2 separate regions of the Mus musculus genome follow, and region 2 is linked to region 1. A link is a loop called in an ENCODE intact Hi-C map of the cell type or tissue named here. Cell type or tissue: heart. All regions are shown on one strand. Each heading gives the region's core, and the rest is flanking DNA. Links, peaks and the distances in the headings are about the cores only.

Region 1 (8,331 bases), core at 32-8,031:
CTTCAGTCACACCAGAAGAGGGCATCAGATCCCATCATAGATAGTTGTGAGCCACCATGTGGTTGCTGGGAATTGAACTCAGGACCTTTAGAAGAGCAGTCAATGCTCTTAACCGATGAGCCATCTCTCCAGCCCCTGAACAGAACTTTTAATAATAATGATGATGGTCAAGCCCATTTCTCTGAAATAGTTAAATGTATTGGCATTTGTTTATCTATTGTGTATGTTTGTGGATAGGTAATGCCACTGTGCACATGTAGAAGTCAGAGGACAACTTGTGAGACTTGGTTTTCTCTTTTCCTTCAACATATAGTCCTGGGGTTTGAAATCAGGGTGTTAGGTGATAGTGGAAAGGTCCTTTATGTAGCCATCTCCCTGGGTTTTCATTTTCAATCCCATTTTTTTATATAAAAATATTCTCTTATGTCATAGGCATTTTCTTCTATTGTTAAAAGTCTCACTACTTAATGATGTTTTAAAAGTAGTTTCTAAAAGGGTTAAAAATAAGCCTTTTGAAAAATATTTTTATTATTTTGTATATGTCTGTATATGTGTGAGTTTGTATGCCACAGGATGCAGTGCAAGTCAGAGGATAACTTGGAAAAGTGAGTTCTCTCTGCTGTTTGGGCCTTGACAGTTGAACTCGGGTCATTAGGCTTGAAGCAAGCACCTTTACTGGCTGAGCCTTCTTGTTGGGTTGAAAACGAGAAGTGTTCCAGGAAAACTTAGTATTGAGGAGTGGGACTTAAGGCAGACATACCAGGCAGCTTCATGTGCTCATGAACATGAGTTCAAAGCTGCACAGAGAGAGAGCACTGAATATGCAGGGGAGGACTGCCGGCTCACTGCTGGCCCTCCAGGGGCCTAGCAGTGTACTTGTGAGCTCCTTCACCTGGAACACGGAGAAGGGGTTAGCACCAGTGTTGTGGGTTTGCATGAGAATTAGGAGAGTGTTGTATAATTATAGCCCTGTGCTTGACACATGGCAGGAGTGTGTGTGGCTGAGTCCATGCAATGTAGACTATGGATCCCTCACTGATCGCCCAGGTGAGTGGCCATCTGTCAGTCTGTGCTGCTGACCAACAGTGACAGGGCAGGTCTCCATATGTAATTAATCTGTTCAGTCTTCACTGTGAAGGTTTTCTGTGTATGTCCACATACCCTCCTCTTGCTGATCCTTCCTTTTCCCAAACCGTCTTCTCTTCTGCTTTCATGTCACATATCATAGACAGTGGAAAACCTCAGAGTAATCGGTACACATAATTGGAAGTATTCTTTTTACGACACTGTGCCTCATTTCAAAAATCTAGTAGGCTGTTCTCTAGCGTTTTCATACTTTAAGATATAACACTAGGGGGCTGGAGAGATGGCTCAGTGATTAAGAATACTTTCTTCTCTGCCAGCTCTCAAGTTTGATTCCCAGCGCCCAGGTCACATGGCTCCCAATCACTAGTAACTCCATCCCTAGGCTGTCTGTGGGCCCTCCATCATGACATCTATTCACAAAGGCACACACACACACATAAACAAAAAGAATAAATCTTTAAAAACCCATATTATTAGAATTGCTTTCGAAATGAATGTTAAAAGCATTCAGAGAAAAACATGAATGGCTGAAGGAAAGAGTGTCCACTTAAATATTTAAATTTCAGATTAATGTAGAAGGTGGAAGCAAATGAGTTTCTTCTGATGCCTTCATCCACAGGTGAGAGACTTAGAGCAAAAGGGAAGGATTCTCAGCTACAGTATTATGCAGAGACATGGCACTGTAGGGAGACACAGACGAATTTCTGAGGGTGAAGATCTTTCCCTAGGCGTTTTCCTTGGCGGCCTTAGGAAGTCATCTTAGGAAGCCAGGCTCGGTGCCTTTTCTGAAGCTTACTGTCAGCTGGATGTGTCAGTGTCAGTTGTACCTCAGACCCTTGACGGAGAGTGTCCAGAGATGCCAGGAAGGCTTCAGCGAAGGACGAGCATCCTCACCTCAGTGCTGAGAAAGACACTCCAGCTTGGTAAAGGGTTCCTCTCTCAGGTGACAGCGTAAGGACTCAAGGTGGGGCTCTGCTTGAGCGAAGGCCCTTGTAGGAGGGAAGTGAGATGATAGAGGCTGTCACAGAAGCAGGGTAAGGGATGTTTGTAACCATGGTGAGATGCTGCAGGAACAGAGGGGACCACAATAGCAGGAATGGGATTCAGAGTAGTGGCTGAGAGAATGTCCCAATGTGTTCTCTGAGACAGTAAGCCTTCCTCTGTCTTCCATATTATGTTTCAAATATTCAGGATAGGCTAAAGAGACAGAAGGCAGCTACCTGAAATGATGAAGTGGCCTTAGACTTAATAAAGTGGGTAAAGGTGCTTGCCACATAAGCCTGAAGACCCACATTCAGTCTCTGGGACCCTAGTGAAGATGAAAGGTGAGAAGTGACTGTAAAGTTGTCATCTGACCTGCAGTGTGGACCATGGCATGTTCACCCTCATATGCACACACACAAGGGTAATAATAATAACAATGAAATAAAACATGTTTACTGAGTGACTTTTCCCATAAAATATCAGATGCATACTCCTTGGAAATGTTCAGATCAGTGACTGTCCATCAGATGTTGTTAGTCCGAGCCTGTGGCTGCTTGAGTGGATGTTCCTGGCTGTGCAAAACTCTTGGGAGCTTAATTTCTAGATGAGAGGAAAAGTAATTGACTTAAAATTGGATGTTTAAGTTCTGTTGCTTAGATGCTCTTCTCTGTTCCTACCATGCTTGGGGATACCAGGAACCCTTCCCAGTGTCTGCCTAAGTGTGCGGAGTCACAGGGCTTGTTCTGGACACCCAAGCAGGGTCAGTTCTGATCACATTTGCAGCTTGATTTCTTTAATTCTGTGAAAAGGGCATTGTATACAGGTCAGTTCTTATCTTTTTTGTTATTTGTTTGTATTGATTGATTGATTGATTGATTGATTGATTGTTTCAGGATAGGGTTTCTCTTTGTATCCCTGGCTGATCTGGACTTGCTCTGTAGATCAGGCTGGCCTAGAATGCACAGAAATTTGCCTGTCTCTGCCTCCCTAGGGATGGGATGAAAGGTGTGCATCACTACTGCCTGGCAGTTCTTATCTTTAAAATAAGACTGAATCCCAACTTTGGTACCCTGTGCTTTAACATATGTAGGCTGCAAGTGTTTTTCTGCACCAGTTGCTTAGTGACAGCTATAGGACATCACACTTTAAACAGTTGTTCACATTCCATATAGGTCTACTACCTTGTTCTTCATGGCACTTCAGAGTACTTATCCATGTACTTGATTGTCCAGTTGCTGGGGCAAAGGTGACTTACAGTTTAGCCCTTGACCAAGCTTGGCCAGTTTAAATCCCTGTCCCACAGGATTGACATTATTTGTTTCATAACCATGATCTCTGTTGGAAGTAACTTCTCACTTAGTAGGTTGAAATAAAAGCTCTCATGGTTGCCTTGTCTGGAAGTTGCCCTTTTTCAGTCTAGGTCTCATTAGGTAGCCCCAGAACTCTATGCAGCCCAGGATAACCTCAAGCATGGAGATCTCCCTGCCAATTTCTGGAGTACTAAAGTTACAGTGTGAACCACCACACCTGGCTCAGTTCAACACTTTTTATTAGACACTGTTTGCATTTCCTTTGCTTGTAAGTTTTCATTTACCTGGTGTTTTGTCACATACCAGCACCAGAATTTTCCAGGCTGAGCCAGGAGGATTGCCTTGAATTCAAAATTAGGCCAGTGTAGGTAGGCCAGAGCTACATAGCTACATAGCAAAGCTATATAGCAAGCCCCTATTGTTCATTAAAATAATTTTCTTTTAGTTTCTAGTTATTTAGGAATTATAGAAAAATATGCTCATTTTGATTTTCTGTCTATTTGAAAGAAAATTCATTTTCCTGACTAGGTTAGAATGTATGCTTTAGTACTTAACAGTTATGAGGTAGATGAAAGCCAATTGCATTTTTCTATATCAGCCTATAGGGGTCTCTCTAAACCAGAGTTTTGAAACTCATGAAGCTGATTTTGTGTGTGTTTGTGTATATGTTCCCAAATCTCTGTGCTGCAGGGGCAGTCTCGGCGAGTTCAAGTTGAAGTGAAGTCTGTGCAGGAGTCAGGAACTTTACCACTGATGGAAGAGTGCATATTGTCAGTTGGCATTGGGTGTGTGAAAGTTAGGCCACTCCGGTCCCCTAAGATCCACGAGAATGTCCATGTAAGTTTCTGGGCCTGCTCTGTGCTTTTTGAAAGGCAACAGCAGAGCAGAATCGTTTGAGACTGCCACCCCTGCCCCACCATTGGTGTCTCCTTCAGTGCACTGTCTTGACAAGAGCACCTGTACTAGGCTGTTACTATGCTTTGTCCTGTTGTGTGGTGAACTGAGAGTTAAAACCTCTCAGCCTGGCAAACCACCAAGCCTAGCAGTGATTAACTTCCTCCCATGGCCCACCCCTCTAAAGAACCCCCACTGGCTGGTAAAGACTCTTTGCCAGCGGGTGTTTGATTTCCCCTGGAGTAGGGGGTGGTAAGCCCAGCAGGGAGATCATTGTACTGAGTCTGAAAAGGTCAGGGGAGCCTCTTCACTCCCCCCTAGAAGCTCCAAGTCTTACCAGCTTCGACATGGGATGGCTGGTAAGGCTGGGTGGGAGGCCAAGGTGTGATGTATCAATTAGACAAGAAGACAGGAACTGGGGGAGAACATAGTGGTTGTGGTTGGAGGCCTGATGTGGGGGTAAATAATTGTTTTGGTTCTACATAATACGTTGTTTTCTTTTAGGAGGAAGAGGAGGACATGGACAGCTACCAGGTAATTGAGCACCTGTTGGCCTCATCAAATCAGCTTGATTCAAGTACTTAATTACACAGGCCAGGATCTTTCTGCACTGCTACTTGATAATTAAACAATTCTGCTTTTCCCAAAAAGTCAAACAAAGTATGGAAAGGCTGTGTATTGTAGGGGTTCATGGGCTAGGATTAGGACACCCTGTGACAAAGTCCTTTCTTAATCAGGGACACTGCATTGGCCTATTTACAAAGCCACCTCCCAGCTACCTTGCCTGGGATTCCCTTGAGCTGAGTCACCCATGGGCTTAGGGAATATATGGGTGTGTGCGCGCACATGCACGTGCACATCTATTTCTGCGTCTTACATGTGTGAGACTAGGTCACCCTGAATGCCCCCTTCCTTGAGCTGTCCATTAGTTTTGGAGGTTTTGTTTCTCTGTCGTTTCTTTTCCTAATGTGCCAGATTTTGTTTATGTCTGTGAAGTTGCATCTTGTTGTCATCATTTAGAACTGCCCAGGCTCTTTGGAGCCTGATTATGTCATCTGCTGTAGTCACTCTCCTGGCTTTGCATCATCCTAATTTGATAGAAATGTCTGCTTTCCTATAAGTCACTGATTAAAAGAAAAAAAGGCAAGAGAAAAACCTCACCATATCAGCTGGGTTGAACTCAGAGTATGAACTAAGAGAATGGAGCCTTCTTTTAAACAGACATTATCCCATTCATCACTGCTTTCTGGATGTGGTATTTGAGGTCCCTGTGATTGCACTTAGAGGAGATGCACAGCACGTTTTCTCCATCTTGTCCACAGGAATGTCATAGGCTATTTGGTTAAATGTGCTGTTGAAATCCAGACACTGACATCTGCAGCATTCCTCTGAACCACCAGCCCCTAACCATGTTACTAAAGGAAGTGAAGTCAGACTGGCGTGCTGGCAGGTGCTGACTGGTGGGGTTCAGTCTGTCAGTAACCACCCCTGTTGTCTTGCCCACTGCTACCTCCCAAATATGCCCAAGGAGTAGACGCATGTGCTATTGGAGGTGGCTAGACACTTGAAAGCTTCTTTCTGGTAGTTCTGAGGAGTGAACATTTGAAGCTTGTTAAGTACAGTTTGTGTTTCTAGTCCAGCCAGGCAGCCTCACAGAAGATGTTGTTTCTCATGGGTGGAGTTAAGCAAGTACAAAGAGAACCAATTCCTAAAGGCCTGTCCACTCTAGAGTCCACTAATGCTTCCTGCTCTGGGAGTGGTGATCTGAATTGTAGGTAGAGTCACTTGTTGGCCGTTCGTGCTGGGCTGGCCCGAAGCTCAGGTGGTAGACTGCTTGCCTTGCATTCAGTTTTCATGTCCCGATTATTCTGGGCATGGTGACAGAAGCCTGTGGTCATCCAGCACTCTTAGGTGGGAACAGAGACTCATCAGGTTGACTTCATCTTTAGCTCCATAGTGGATGAGTTCCAGGCCAGTCTAGGTTTTATGAGACATTGTCTTTGAAAAAGAAAAGAAGGGAAAAAAAATAGTTGTTGCGTGCTGCTTATGTCTTGGAGTTAGGAGAGCAAAGTTAATTTGGGGAGTGTCTAGTTTAAGCGTGTGGCCTGGATATTGCATTGAGTGTGGCTTCTTCTATTTTCTTTCAGGATAGGGATTTAGAGCGGCTTCGTAGAAAATGGCTCAATGCATTAACCAAACGTCAAGAATACTTGGATCAACAACTGCAGAAGCTTGTCAGTAAACATGGTAGGAAGAAAAGTTGGACATTTCCCTCTCCCCCATTCCTCCCTCCCTCTGCTGCATGCACATATACTCACACAGTACTCCCTGCCCTGCACTAAATCTGTCTAAATGTGGGAACAGCAAGCAGAATTGCTAGACCTAACCCTAACTCTGCTCTTCTAGACAAAACTGAGGATGATGCTGACCGAGAGGCACAGCTCCTGGAGATGCGGCTGACGCTCACAGAGGAAAGAAATGCAGTGATGGTGCCTTCTGCTGGGAGTGGCATTCCAGGGGCCCCTGCAGAATGGTAAGGTCCTACAGTGTGTCTTCTGAAAGCTTCAGGGATGACCAGGCACCTCGATTCCCACTTGTATTTTGCAGTGATGTTGTTAATGAATGGATTGTTCATAATGAGAACTGAGATATTGAAAGACTGTTAAATTATTTTCATGAGTTGGATATGACTATGGCTTGAAACTTTTATTAAATAATATTGTTATTGGCCAAGGTAATTAGGATTTCTGAGAACTTAAATCAATATTTAGTACCACTGCACTTAGCATTAAAAAATAGTTAATATGTTAATTACTTGGATCATTTGTTCCCTTAAAAGAATGTTAGGTCATTATGCAGTTAGAAAACTGCATCTCAACCAGTTTTTGGTTTTGGTGCTTAAGCTGTGCTGTCAGCAAATGTTCTCTGACACTTGACTGGAATTAAAGATAGCAAAGCAAGAAGCCACAAGGATCCCTTAAGTATGTCATTTGTCAAGAAAGCAAGCTTTAGACGGGCTGCTGGTGAAGTGGTGAGTCTGTGAGAGTGAGCTCCTATGCCCCAGCACTGGACGGCTCCTGCAGTCAATCACGAGCCTCGTCACACTGTCTTAGAGGGACATCATTGCTCAGGCCATTGTCCCCAAGGGTACATGTGATCCTGAGGGACTGCTGTGTCTCAGGTACTGTATATAACCTGTTCTTCATGTTTTAGGACCCCAGTGCCTGGGATGGAGACCCACATTCCTGTTATATTTCTTGACTTAAATGGTAAGTTAGAGGTGGCTTCCAGAGGCTTACCTTGACAACACAGTGACAGGGTAATCCTTTATACATCTAGCCAATCATGTTTCGGGGTGTAGTCACCCTGATATAGGCTCAGTGCTCTGTGTGTGGTGTTCTGATGCTGGACAAGGGCTGTAAATCTCAGTATCAGTCTTGCTGTGGTGTGCAGCCCCCACCTTTTCTCCCATTTCTGTCCATCTCTTTCCATCCTTTGAGCCTTATGCATGCTAGACAAGTGTGCTCCAGTGAGCTGCAGCCCAGCCCAGCAGCTCTGGCTGTGGTGCTCACATCTCCCTGTGGCTTCCTGCTTCTCTGAGTGAGCTTTATTTCCCTACCCACTTAGGGGATTTGTCCACACTGATCTATGTTCGACTTCAGTGCTCTGAAGAAAATGTCTATCTGGAAAGGACCAACAACTAGGGATACTGTTTTCTTAGCATTATTTAACGACTTTCTCAGCCTTTTTGTGAGTTCCTGTGAACTTAACCTTACTTGCTTATTTTTCTTTTTACATAACTGTTGTTTTCCCCAGCCCCCGCACAGCCATTCCACCAGTCTCTGTCTATAGGAGGGAAAATAGAAAATGCAAAGGTAGGTTAGGGAGCTAAAAATAAGAAGTCAGCAGTTAAGCTCCACGAAACACCTGCAGAAGTGTGTGTTACCACAAACTTCCCTAAATAGAGAAGCCTGGGCATCCTCAAGTGGTTCCCTTCACTGAGTGGAAGTGTGTTAGGATGCCTGAGGGGCCCAGCATCTGTGCCCCTGAGGGCTCA
Region 2 (8,331 bases), core at 238-8,237, 230 kb after region 1:
TTCCACTAAAAGTATGTAAGTAAACTTGTGAATATCCATGCATTGGGCTTAAATATTAAATTATTTAGGGGAAATGTTTATGTAATCATTTACCATGATTACATAATTAATGTACATGAATTAATTTTTTTTCTTCTGACTTTCTTCAGCAGATTTTTCTGTGATTCTAGGCTCTGGGGCTGATTGTTATATTTTAAAGAGGACACTTAGGCTGCCTCTCATGTCCTTACATGTGAGCTTCAGTGTTGCTTTAACTGCCATTGCATTTGTCCCTCTGCTACTCCGTCTGAATTTCCTTATTTAAAAGTGGTTCCAAAGGCAGCAGAGAGTACAACCACCTCCATCTTGAGGGCATGATGTCTTGCAAGCACAGGGCAAAATGCGGTGTTAAGGCTAATAGATGTGGGATATTGATGTTAGGTTTGTTCTTTCCATATGCCATGGAAAGAACTCTCCCCAGAGAGGGAACCAATAATAAACCAATGTAAGAATGCCACAACAGTCCATCTTGGTAAACCAATGAGTTTTACTGGTCATATTTGAAGGAACATTGGTGAGGGGTTATGTGCAGGACAGAAATGACTCAATGACACATTACCAAATTCCCACCACAACATGGATGGTGGCTCACCAATGATAGAAACCTGGAATGTATTGCACAACCTACAGGTAACTGGACAAGTCCCGGAGTGTATCTTTGAGAAAACTCAGTTTGCCTGAGCATCTTTCAGACAATTCTGCTAATCTGAAAGTGTCCTCAGTAGTGTCCTTCCTGTTTATAAGCTTGGGGAAGGAGGAGCCTAGTAAATCAGGTCAGTTTCAGGGACTTCCTTAAGCCTTGTGTTGTTTGCTTCCTGAATTTTAATGAACTCCCCTGCAGAATGGAATGTTTCCAGTCCCTGACAGCCCTCTGCATCTCATCTGAGAAGGAATATTTAGTCTAAGAGGAAATTCCCTACACAACAGCATAGATGCCACTGTTCTAGCAGTGAGGCACTAGTGTCCTTTACTCACATGCTGGCAATACTGGCAGACTTATTAAATTATTTGTATGCTAAGTCACTCAGCCAGAAAATACCCACACCCCAGGTAGATATCCACACTGCTTATTGTTTGCTTATGTCATCGATATCTTTGTTACTTCTGAGCAGGACTAACAGCTACACAAGCCACTCTACCTTACACACTCTTGTGACCCAGCTATGCTTAATCTCTGTATATCACATGGTTAAGGGTTAGCTCCTCTGTGCAGGAGAGTTGCTGGCTGTGAGCTGCAGTTTCTAGCTATGCCTACAGTCTATGCTTGAGTCCACCTCCCATCCCCCACTAGTATGCCAAGGCTTGTTAGGTGGTAAGGCAGAGAAGCGGGATCATAAAAACCCCTGTAGAGTTCGAAGAAGTCACTGCAATTCTCTTTCTCGTTACCTATCTCAGGAGTATGGTAGCCAGACAATGAAAAGTCAAAAACTTAAAACAAAAAAGAAAGTAAAAGTAGTTGTCTCTCTATTTGCCTTTTGAAGACCAGTTTGCTAAATGTATAGAGCAGAGTGATCCTGGTAAGCTGGCCGTGTTCTCGCGGCTAGCCGTTTTGCCCAGCTGTCAGCTGTCAGTATTAGGACACATCCACGGTGAGAGAGGGGTGGTGTTGCGGGAAAGGCCTCATTATTCTGAAGAAGCAGAGCTACTACTCTACATTCTGACAGCATCATTTGTCAGTCCCGTCCTGCTGCTCTATGTGCCCTGGCACAGACGCACATCACCCTCCCTTTCTCTCCAGACCGAGCTAATAGACCTGTCTACAGTCGATGTGATCCTCATCTCTAACTACCACTGCATGATGGCGCTGCCCTACATCACCGAGCACACAGGATTCACAGGCACAGTGTATGCCACAGAACCCACCATGCAGATCGGCAGGTGAGAGGTGTGGCTGCCAAGCTCCTTCTGTGGCCACTGTGGGGTGTGATACCAGAAATGTGTAATTTATTTCCCAGGACAAAGATGAGTATGCCACTCTCTAGACACAGGAATGCTCACCGGAGATGCCTAGAGATGGGTACCCCTGGTAGTGTCTGGGTCTTTCTTTCAGCATAGCTGTTCATAGGCAGCTCCTCTGTAAATGGTACTGAAGAGGTCAGAGGCTTAGGAAGATGCCACAAAGATCCAGAGCAGAAAGTGTCAGAGCAACAGAACTTTGCTTATTTAAGTGAAGAAGAAAAAGAAAAAACTTTATTACTTTGCTTTGGAAAGATCCCCTTTTTTTCATGATTTGCTGAGGACTATAAATAGAAACTTGTAGAAAACAAGGGAAGAAGAGTAATCAAAAATTACAGTCTTCAGTCAACCAAGAAGGTTGTCCTTTCTTCTTACCCCAGCTAAGCCTTTACAGTGTAGGCGGATGGTATACATTACCATAGAATCAGTTACTTAGAGAAAAGGAAAGGAAAAAAACCTAGAAAGAAAATTATTACTGAAGAAAAAAAATCCACACATAATGTATTGCTTTGAAATAACAGTATAAGGTAAAGCTTTCAGGATCCAATATACAGGGTTGATTGTACTATAAACTGTTAGATTGTACTCTAGTGTCTTACAGATACCCAACAAGATGAGCTAGTGATTAGAAATAAAACAGAACCTTTAGTGTGAAAACGTGACCTACAGCTTATACAAAAACAGGAAGGGATTCCAGGGACCCGAAATTGCCATTATAGGAAAACAAGACAGCAGCCTGGTTGAGAGAAAGCATTACAAGTCCCGTAGTCTGCAAACAATGGCAATCAAGGAGCATGAACCTGGGCCTCAAATCTTGGGGTGCTGGAGCCAGGACTGCTGCCTCGAGAAGGAGACAGTAGTTAGGGAAACAGATGGATGTGAAGTGTACGTGTTTGGGTTTGCCAGTAAACTTACTTGTTGCTGTTGTCTCTAAATTGATACAGAGAGGATATTACCCTGTGTTCTGTATTAGCATGAACTGGATTCAGATATTGAAAATGTATTTCTAGGTGGGTAGGAAGGTGGATATATTGTTTTTTTGGAGGACAGTCTCATTCTGAAACCCAGGCTAGCCTAGAACTCACTATGTAGCCTAGGCTACTCTAGAACTCATGGCAATCTTCCTGCCTCAGCCTCCCAAGTGGTAAGATTACAGAGATGAGCTGCCAGGTCTGGCTCTACTTCTAGCTGTTTGATTATCATCTAGTTTTCAGGGTGCTGTCAATGTCTGTGTAGCCGTGAGCCAGCTGAGTACAGTGCTCCTTGGGCTCCCTTAGCTGTATTTGGGTATTCCATCTCAGAATGGCAGAGGTCTGTCTCACTGCAGATCTTTTGGGCAGCTTTCAAATTAGTTCTTGATGTCTCCCTCTATGCTAGTGGTTCTCAACCTTCCTAATGCTGCAATCTTTTAATACAGATCCTCACGTTGTGGTGACACCCCCCCAGCCCTAAAGTTATTTTTGTTGCTACTTAATATAACTGTAATTTTGCTACTGTTATGAGTTGTAATGTAAATATATGACATGTAGGCTAGCTGATGTATGACCTCTGTGAAGGGGTCATTCTCATGCCCCCTCTCCCGTCCCCAAACAGGTCAAGACCCACAAGTTGAGAACCACGGCTCTAACTGGAGCATTTTTGATTCCCAAACTATGTGTCAGCTTCTTACATCAGTTGAAACGCCTATCTCATGAGACAGGCTAGTGAAAAGGGGGCAAATCCACCATTCCCGGCTGTAGTGTTTGCAGCAAATTGTTCTTCAGTGTTCTTTATGCTTTGTTTAAACTCAGGCTTCTCATGGAAGAGCTGGTGAATTTCATCGAAAGAGTGCCAAAGGCCCAGTCTGCCTCCTTGTGGAAGAATAAGGATATACAGCGGTGAGAACAGCCCTCTCCTTGTTGGCTCCAGAGCTTCTCAAGTCTCCTTTGTACTCCAGCACAGACCTGGTTAGAGTGGAAGGTGGAAGGGCTTTCTTTAATTCACACTCAGGCCCCATGCGGGCTGTGCAGCTTTGGGAGCACCTGGCTCCACGGAGGGCCGGGGTCTAATGGTCCAGGTCACTCAGGGCTTGCCAGGACTGTCTAAAGAGTCCTCACCACAGTGTGGTTGACACTCAGAAGGTAAAGAGCTAGGGATGGCAAGAGGGCTCTGTGGGTAAAGGGGCTTGCCACCAAGCCTGTAGACCTGAATTTGATCCCCAAGTCCCACGTGGTAGGAAAGATCCACACCTCACAGATTGGCCTCTGACATGTGCCTTGTCACATACTTACCCAAGTACATACATCACATACACACAATAAATAAATCTTTTTTTTAATAAATAATGTTTGCTGTTTAAGGAAGCTGAGGAGGACATTTCTTAGATGATGTGAATCAACTCGAAGAAAAGATTTCCTTACATAAAAGCCGGGGGCTGGAGAGGTAACTGGATGGATAAAGCATTTTCTCCTCATTCATGAGAATCAGAGTTCAATCCCCAGAACCCACATAAGAGTGAGCAAGCAAGCCCAGCACGTGACAGGCAGAAATGGACTCCTTGGAGCTCGCTGGCTAGACTGGGCAGAACTGGTGGCTTCAGATTTGGGTCTCCACACAAGTAAACACATGCATGTTCACATACCACTACCACTCACATGCATGCACGCACACACACACACACACACACAACAGTTGTGTTGAAGAGGTATCTGGTTTCATGTCATGGGATGGTGAGAAATTCAGTGTTGATAGGTGGGTAGGGAAGGGAAGCAGGGAGGGCAGGTTGGAATGAGGTTATACAGTCTCCTACAGGGGAGGTTGAGGCTTGCACCATTGAGTGTGTGCAGGTCATTAGTAGGGAGGCCTGTAAAGAGAATGACATGACCACATTTGGTTTGGAAGAAAGGAACTCTGGAAGCAACATGGGAGTTGTGAGGCCTGCAGAGATGGAGACAGGGAGACCAGCAGGGGGCCATGTCAGACCCAGAAGACAAAGGTCTGAACTAAGGCGGAAGCAAGTGAGCTTGAAGAAGACTGCAGCTCCAGGGAGGTGCCTGAGTGGGGTTAAAGGGATCGGTAAGCATAAAGGGAGCTGCAAAGTAGTAACGAGGAAGGCGAGTGGGAGCCAGGACATAGGAAGGTTCCAAAAACACAGGCTTGTGGGTGGTGACATGTGCCTGTAATCCTAGCACTCTGGAATGGGAGGCAGAAAGACCAAAAGCTGTGTCAGCCTAGACTGCATAAGCTAGTTCTAAGTCCATGTAAGAGCTGTGCGCTAGAAACCAGATGCAAACAAAAGATAACTAAGGAAACTAGCAAGTAAAATGGAGATGAGGCCCTTGGATGTGGAAAGTGGGAGATTAGTGACCATCCCCAGAGTTTAGGTAGAGTGTCATGCAAGGACCAAGAGACTGGGCTGTGGAGGTAAGGTAAAGGATAAATACCATGGAAGGAGCATGGAGGTGGCTTGATCCCACACCCACGCACTCTTACCTGCCCTGCGGTAGAGGACACCGGTCAGCTTGACCTGTCGTGTCTAACCCCAGCAACGGCTGCCTTCACCCCTGGTCCCATCTTCTGCTCTTAGCATGGAGAGCCTGGGGGTCAAACTGCATTAGACTTCCTGAGAATTCCTGATCCCGCCCCTTTCTCCAGCTGTCCTGCCCATCGCTTCCTTGTCCCCAGCTGATAATAATGATGATGATAATAGCAGTCAACCAGGCCTCGGAATGTCAGTGTCTTAGATTTTACCAGTCTTCCTGTAAATGTATGTGGGCTATCACGTTTTTGTGTTCCAGAGTTTAGGCACACGTCTCCTCTATGTGTTCCTTGTACACACTGCTTACTTAACCTATGGATGGCTTTTTCTGCCAGACATTGCTCTAAATGTGTTCCTACAGCAGGAACTGACGCTTTGATGAGATGAGCAGTGGCATTATTGAGTTTACAGGAGAGAAGTGCCACAGAGAGGGTTGGTAACTCCCCAGGGTCATCTGATGGTGAGCGACAGGTTCTGACTTTTTAGGTGATTTCAGGCTACAGAGTCCACACTTCCACCCTCTGCTCAGTCAGTCTTTGAGGGCATATCCTGCAGCCCCCCTTATGTGGTGGGAATGGAAGTAGGTGTTCTGTGCCCCTTTTTCCTGTCTTGCAGGGATCTTCTGGGCGTCTCCTTGGTTGGTAGGATGGTGTGCAGGTGTCTCCGAATCATCTAGGTGTGCCATACCCAAGGTGTCCTGTCTCTGTTTGAGTGGCTTCCTTGAATCTGGCCACTCTCCAACAGTGGTACTGCCCTCTTTGTGTGGCATTTACAGTCTCAGCTGCCTTTTTCTCAGCCCTTCCTGTGCCACTCTCTGCCCGAGCACACTGGACCACATGGGACCCCAGGTCCTGACAACCTGCCTCCTTAAAAGAGTCTTGGGGCTGTATTTTCTTTCCCTGTAGTAGACCACATATGCCTTGGCCTCCCTTACGTATTTCCTCTTGTTTATTTATGTTCTTATGTACTCAGCTGCAAATAGTTTTGGCACATCAGAAGCAGCATTCAAAGGTCAGTGTTCCTGATTTCCCAAGTCCTGGGCCAAGTCTTAGGAAGTTCTGAATCTTAATTTGCCTCTTCTGTGACCTTGAGCACAAAAAGAGGCATTTTTTCCCCTTGCTTACCCATTCTTTTTAAAACATAACAAAATAACTGGCTCCCAGAGTAATGTCACTGTGTATTAGGAAGAGTGTGAATGGCGCTTGAGAGAAGCAAGCATAATGTCAGGGGCCTGGGCATTAGTCATGAGATGCTCAGCAAATCTCTTGAGTTAGTGTGGCTCACCACTGGTGGGTAAAGGCTAGAAAGGAAAGGGTATCATGGAAGAGGAGCAGAGATACAGTACACTGCTGGAGATAAATGTGTGCCTTCTGGCCCTGACCAGGACTTTCATTTTGGCTTTGAGACACATGATGGACCTTAGTTATCGATGGCAAAGGGAATAGTCTACTTATGCAGAAGTGATAAAACAAAAGCCCCAGCTTTGTTTTCTTTCTATCCTGAATAAACTCAGCACAAATATTAGGATTGGCTTTAAGATGGAAGCACTCATTGAGGCTGGTGATGGTTCCTTAAGGATGGTTTCTCACCTCAGCACTCGGTGTCTATCTGTGTTCCGTTGCTGCAGGAAAGGGAGGCAGGGACAGGCAGATCCCAGGAGCTGGGGGCCTGCAAGTCCAGCCTACACAGCAAGCTCCAGGTTCAGTGAGATTTTTGTCCCCAAAACAAGGTAGAAAATAATAGAGGACATCTGGTATCAATCTGTGGTTCTACCTCCCACACATGGTAAGCACATCTGTGTGAGCACACAGGAGGGCAGCATGCTGTTATACCCCAGGGGGGGGAAATAGGTTTTAGAAAAAGAACTAGAATTTTTTTTCCAAAGTTCCCTATTTAACTGGCATCCAGCATCAGAGCTCTAGAGCTATGCCTTGGCTAGGTTCTAGGAGTGCTTCATTCGGTCAGCTGAAGGAGCTGGTCCTGAAGGATGCCTGTTATTTTAGGTTCCTCTCATATACCATGTTTGCCCAGGTGATGCAATCCATGACTTTCCTGGGATAGAGGCATGAGATGAGGCCGGGACTAGTTATCACACTCCTGTATTGGAGCAGCTGAAGCGCACTGAGTGTGTCTTGGCTGGTTAGGAATGTGAACTGTTGCCCTTTTTTCTTTCAGTTTTGGTTTGCTTTTTTTTTTTTTTTTTAATAAGAAGCTCAAATCTGGCTGCTTATGAGTGGGTTTTTTAAATGTATTTTAAAGTGCTGACTTACACGTCAAAGTAAAGTCCTGTGTGATTCAAGCAAATCACTGGGAGTCGGATTGAAGATTTTACTTCCAACTACATAGGGATTCTCAAAATAGATCTTGGTCAAGTGCCTGAAATTAATGCACCTAAGTAGCTTGAGTTAGTAATAAAGCCATCAAGTAAAGAAAACAATAAATTAAACATCTTCAAGCTCATTGGTCAAAAAAAATCTGACAAATTCTCTTAAATCATTTGGAGTTGGTTTGAATTAACATTTGATTTATTATTAGGATGTATATTCAAGAATCCTATTACTCTTGCTTTTGACAGTTGTGCGGCTTCTTGCCTTAGTTGACATGTCCCTAAAATTTATGTAGAAGACATCAACCATCCGTCTTCATTTTGGCACTACAGTTTGCTATAGTGTAGAAGATGCAGTTGGGAGGGAAGGAAACCCCATGCAATAGAATTTTCTCAGATTCCCCTTAGATTTTTTAATGAGAATTTTTAAAGCAAAATATTCCTCAAAAGAAACTACTCTGATATCTGGTATTTTTAATATAAATGTTTATAA

What was found. A loop is a pair of places that touch in the nucleus more often than their neighbours do. Peaks named below come from ENCODE experiments on the same cell type or tissue, not always from the same donor. Only the 100,000 strongest peaks of a DNase experiment are listed, where the experiment ranks them.
Region 2: a loop joins it to region 1, with 4 times the contacts of the local background. A loop is called at or near these places in 12 of 42 quality-filtered maps.

Annotation. Positions count from the first base shown.
Region 1 is chr14:64,760,933-64,769,263 of GRCm38, forward strand. It overlaps Kif13b (kinesin family member 13B), which reads left to right. Exons shown (of 40, transcript NM_001081177.2): 25 at 4,071-4,217; 26 at 4,779-4,808; 27 at 6,422-6,521; 28 at 6,681-6,807; 29 at 7,488-7,543. Among named protein-coding and RNA genes, the nearest start is that of Gm26225, 11 kb to the left of the region's middle. In heart, for the core only: a CTCF peak has its summit at 3,975; no DNase peak of the experiment used is centred there; H3K27ac peaks cover 283 bases.
Region 2 is chr14:64,991,197-64,999,527 of GRCm38, forward strand. Ints9 (integrator complex subunit 9) reads left to right here. Exons shown (of 17, transcript NM_153414.5): 5 at 1,778-1,917; 6 at 3,786-3,872. Among named protein-coding and RNA genes, the nearest start is that of Ints9, 45 kb to the left of the region's middle. In heart, for the core only: a CTCF peak has its summit at 3,856 (motif pointing left); no DNase peak of the experiment used is centred there.